Regions from separate parts of the Homo sapiens genome. Here region 1 is linked to region 2. Evidence: read pairs that join two places in POLR2A ChIA-PET (ENCODE). Cell type or tissue: OCI-LY7. All regions are shown on one strand.

The links. Peaks named below come from ENCODE experiments on the same cell type or tissue, not always from the same donor. Only the 100,000 strongest peaks of a DNase experiment are listed, where the experiment ranks them.
Region 1: POLR2A ChIA-PET joins it to region 2 with 8 read pairs; 9 of 35 experiments call an interaction of 5 or more read pairs at or near these places.

The regions. Positions count from the first base shown.
Region 1 is chr19:2,331,403-2,333,902 of GRCh38, reverse strand. The region is part of intron 1 of SPPL2B (signal peptide peptidase like 2B); the gene reads right to left. Among named protein-coding and RNA genes, the nearest start is that of SPPL2B, 4.0 kb to the right of the region's middle. RefSeq lists an enhancer at 1,332-1,381. In OCI-LY7, a CTCF peak has its summit at 1,648 (motif pointing right); DNase peaks (open chromatin) are centred at 722 and 1,352; H3K4me3 peaks cover 2,050 bases; H3K27ac peaks cover 2,500 bases.
Region 2 is chr19:2,437,971-2,440,470 of GRCh38, reverse strand. LMNB2 (lamin B2) reads left to right here. Exons shown (of 12, transcript NM_032737.4): 3 at 1,940-2,096; 4 at 2,183-2,308. Among named protein-coding and RNA genes, the nearest start is that of MIR7108, 4.2 kb to the right of the region's middle. In OCI-LY7, no CTCF peak of the experiment used is centred here; no DNase peak of the experiment used is centred here.

The sequences.
Region 1 (2,500 bases), 110 kb after region 2:
GCGTCATGTTCCCCATGAAGCCCCAAAGCAGCAGAGTCCAGCACAGCAGCTCCCACTTCGCAGGAGGGAGAAGGAACAGCCAGCCAGGGCTTCAAGTTCCTGCTCTCCAGCCTGCAGCAGCAGCAGCTCAGAGAAGGCCACAGGGAGAAGGCCCGGATCCACGGGCAGGAGCCCCTGACACACAACGGGGACAACAGGCCAAAGCCAGCCAAGAGAAGCAGGGGTGGTGGCCACCGCGCCCAGGACAGAACGGGCTGGGGCCCTTGCCACGCTCTCAAAATGAAGTAGGGGGCAGGACCAGGCCCCAAAGCCCTGGACGCCTCCCAGGAGGGCTGCGGAGTAGACGGGCCTGGACCAGAAGGGACGACCCCCACCTCTTCAATTTAATGCTTAACAGAGCAGGATGGAGCTATGAGGAAAGACGGATTCCACAAGCAGGAAGCTGGCACTGCTCACCACGCCTCCCACCGCAGGGACCACGGCGGACACTGCAGGGCTCTGGCCTAGGCAGAACCACGGTCCTCCCAGCAGAGCCCAGTCCAGCCGCCCGCACCTGCCATCCCCACCTTCCTCCTGCTCCCGCAAAGCCCAGTCCAGCCTCCCGCACCTGCCGTCCCCACCTCCTCCTGCTCCCCTCCCAGCAGAGCCCAGTCCAGCTGCCCGCACCTGCCATCCCCACCCTCCTCCTGCTCCCCTCCCAGCAGAGTCTAGTCCAGCCGCCCGCACCTGCCATCCCCACCCTCCTCCTGCTCCCCCTCCCAGCAGAGCCCAGTCCAGCCGCCTGCACCTGCCATCCCCACCCTCCTCCTGCTCCCCTCCCAGCAGAGTCTAGTCCAGCCGCCCACACCTGCCATCCCCACCCTCCTCCTGCTCCCCCTCCCAGCAGAGCCCAGTCCAGCCGCCCGCACCTGCCATCCCCACCCTCCTCCTGCTCCCCCTCCCAGCAGAGCCCAGTCCAGCCGCCCGCACCTGCCATCCCCACCTTCCTTCTGCTCCCCTGCCCAGGGCCCCCACCCAGCAGCTGACAAAGACATCTCCATCTCGCCAGGATGCCAGTCACCAGAGGGTCTCACAGCGATGGGGCCCAGGTCCCAGCTGCTGTGCCACACTGCAGACCCTCAGTGTGGGCCCCCAGGGGAGCCCGGCCTGCACAGGGAGGAGGGGTCCCAGAAGAAAAACCACGTGCCAGGGACCAAGGAGACCCACCCCATGCCCTAGGCCTGCCCGTTCTCAGGAGCACCCAGCCCTCAGCCTTCTGGGGCTGCAGGGCTCCTGCCAGGCTGTAAACCTCCCAGACAGAGAGACAGCCGCACCCCCTGGTCCCCAGGGGACCTGTCACGGAAACAAACAGGCCACAGCCATTTGCCTCATCAGGAACAGGATGGCAGCCACATGTCTGAACGGATGCTGAGCTGCGCACCAAACGGGCCGACACCACAACGCCACAAGGGAAAACAGTGCAGACGCAGCTCTGCCAAGCTAGGACTGGGGAAGGACAGCTCTGGCTTGGCTAAAGGTCCCAAAGGTCCCTGGTGCCAGACACCAACCCCAGCACACAGGCACAGACGGGCTCTCCAACAGCCGGGCCCTCATCACTGAAATCATGCAAAGTCTCCGGCCTGGTCTGGGAGCATCTGGGTCAAGGCCCTGGTGACCTCGGGGTGGCAGCATGGTGAAAGCCCACGGAGCCCCGGTCCCCACAATCGACTGGGGGTCTCATAGCTCTTGGCTAATGCTGCTTCCTTCCCACAGCTGCCCCAGCCCCACTCCAAGCACCTCCCATGTGACCTCCCCCAGAGCCCAGGCAGAGTCAGGAGCCCTTTCTTTCCAGTTCTGCCCACCAGACTGCCTGCCCGTGAGAGCACCCCTTAGTCTGGCCCCGGTGCCGAGCCCGGAGGGTGCCCCTTCCAACACAGCCCCCCAGAACCCCTCCTCCAGGAGGGATGTTATGGGTCACGGCAGAGGCCAAGAATCCACAGTCCGGCCCACCTTCTGTGTTTGTAAATAAAGTTTTATTGGAACACAGCCAAGCCCATTCCTAAGGAAGGGTCTCCGGCTCTGGAAGAACAACAGGAGAAACCAAGCAACCAAACCAGAGGCCACGTGGGCCACAGAGCCCAGCAAAACTACTGTCTAGCCCTTCCCAGAAAACACTTGCCAAGCTCTGTTCTATGGGATCAGGGACTCTGGTGAAAAGTGTCTTTTGTGTAAAATGGGAACTGATAGAACTGCTTCTCTGCTTCTCTCTAAAAGGGTCATTTAAAAGCACAAAAGCACATTCATGCATTTTCCTCTCCACAATTCGCAAAACTGGTTTTCCATTAAAAAAACAAGCCTGTGCCTCTATCAAAGGCCAGAGAACGCGGCATCTCACCGGGAAGAGTTTCCTCACCTGCTGAGTTAAAGGAACGGGGAACAATTCTTCCAAAGGCCACAGCTCTAAGAGGGCCCTGAGTTCTAGACAGGCCCACCGAAATTTGGAGGAGCAGAAAAAGCTCAG
Region 2 (2,500 bases):
TGCCTGTAATCCCAGCACTTTGGGAGGCCAAGGCGGACAGATCACTTGAGGATGGGAGTTCAAGACCAGGCTAACCAACATGGAGAAACCCCGTCTCTACTAAAAATACAAAATTATCTGGGCGTGCTGGCACTTGCCTGTAATCTCAGCTACTTGGGAGGCTGAGGGAGGAGAATCGCTTGAACCCGGGAGGTGGAGGTTGCAGTGAACCGAGATCGCACCATTGCACTCCAGCCTGGGCAACAAGAGCGAAACTCCATCTCAAAAAAAAAAAAAAAGATACAGCCATCTGTAGAATTGATATATACGGACATAGATTATATAGATAAATACAGTTATTGATGGAGATATACTTAGACAGACATACGGTCACTTTCAGCTATGGGTCACTTTCATTTCTTGGGCAAATGCCTAGGTGGTCTTTTGAAAGGCCCTGGGGGACCAGGCGCAGTGGTTCACGCCTGTAATCCCAGCACTTTGGAGGCCGAGGCGGGCAGATCACCTGAGGTTGGGAGTTCGAGACCAGCCTGGCCAACATGGAGAAACCCCATCTCTACTAAAAATAAAAAATTAGCGGACGCTGGTGGCGCATGCCTGTAATCCCAGCTACACAGGAGGCTGAGGCAGGAGAATTGTTTGAACCCGGGAGGCGGAGGTTGCAGTGAGCCGAGATCACGCCATTGCAATCCAGCCTGGGCAACAAGAGCGAAACTCCAACTCAAAAAAAAAAAAAGGCTCTAGGGAGAGTCGGGAGTGCATTCTGCTGGGCAGGAGAGGTCCCTGTCACTTCTGACCTCTGGCCACGGGCTCGAGCCGCCTGGATGTGGATGTTCTTTGAATGTCCAGCCAGCAGCCTTGGCTGTGTTATTCCAGATACACCCAGTTGTCCCCATCCTGGGGTGATTCTGTCCCCAGGGGACACTGGGTGATTCCTGGGGACACTTGTGGTTGTCAAAACTGGGCAGCAAGAAGCTCCTGGTCTGAAGTGGGTGGAGGCCAGGGACAGTGCTCAGCACCCTGCAGTGCCTAGGACCACCCCAAATGTCAGCAGTTGTGACGCTGCGGAACCCTGGATGTCCTCACTCGACCACCCCAAATGTCAGCAGTTGTGACGCTGCAGAACCCTGGGTGCCCTCACTCAAGACCACCCCAGATGTCAGCAGTTGTGACGCTGCGGAACCCTGGGTGTCCTCACTGTTTCTTGGGAGGATATAGTTAGTTCCCTGTCGGGAGGGGGTAAAATTCAGCTCCAAGACTTATAATTATGCTTAAAAACATTTAAGAGTCAGCCGTACGCGGTGGCTCGCACCTGTAATCCCAGCACTTTGGGAGGCTGAGACAGGAGGATTCCTTGAGCCCAGGAGTTCGAGACCAGCCTGTGCAAACAAGTGAACCCCTGTCTCTTAAAAAAAAAAAAAAAAAAAAAAAAAAAAAAGCTTAAGTGCCTACAATCCACACTGGTAGTATTTGTGTGTTTAAAAAGCCTGAGTATTTGCTATCTTAAATATCTAATGTTGGAGCTAATTTGGTTTAGTGGAAAACCAGGTGAGCCTGCTTCAGACAGCTTAAGTTTACAAACAAGGCTGACCCTTCAAAGGCCAGGGTCTTTGTAACATTTACAGAGGATGCATTAATTTCTCCCCAAATGGTCGTCCTGGGTCCAGAACAGGCAGGAGAGGCTGGGAAAGCCCATGCCTCCAGGGTGGTCCCAAGCGCTGGTGCCTGTCACTTGCTGGACTCCTGACAGTGCAGGGCAGATGATGAGGGCACGTGTGCCTTTGCCTGGGCGCGTGGGGCCGCGTCGTCTGCAGGACGGGAAGGTCTGGGGCTCGGAGGCCTCGGTGACCTTGTCTTTGGGCTTGCCTGACGCCCCCTGAGGTGCTCCCTGTGGCCCCATGGACCTTGCCCCTCCCCACTCACTTGCCCTCTTGACTTTCAGCGCCAAGAAGAGGGAGGGCGAGCTTACGGTGGCCCAGGGCCGTGTGAAGGACCTGGAGTCCCTGTTCCACCGGAGCGAGGTGGAGCTGGCAGCTGCCCTCAGCGACAAGCGCGGCCTGGAGAGTGACGTGGCTGAGCTGCGGGCCCAGCTGGCCAAGGTAGGTGCCAGGAGCCACGGGACGCCCCAGCAGGGTATATGCAACAGACAGATTGTCACACCAGCTCGCTGTCCTGTGTCTCCCAGGCCGAGGACGGTCATGCAGTGGCCAAAAAGCAGCTGGAGAAGGAGACGCTGATGCGTGTGGACCTGGAGAACCGCTGCCAGAGCCTGCAGGAGGAGCTGGACTTCCGGAAGAGTGTGTTCGAGGAGGTGAGTGAGTGGCCTGGCCTCCAGCCTGGCACAGCGGAAACGCAAAGTCCACCCTCATGGCTGTGGAGGGCGGAAGCCTGAGGGCACCGTGTGGCCGGGGTCCCTCCCACGGCTCTAGGGAGGCTCCTTCCTGCCTCTTAGGGTGCCCTTGGCTTCGGCTGCGTCTCCCCAGTGTCTGCCTCTGTCTTCCCG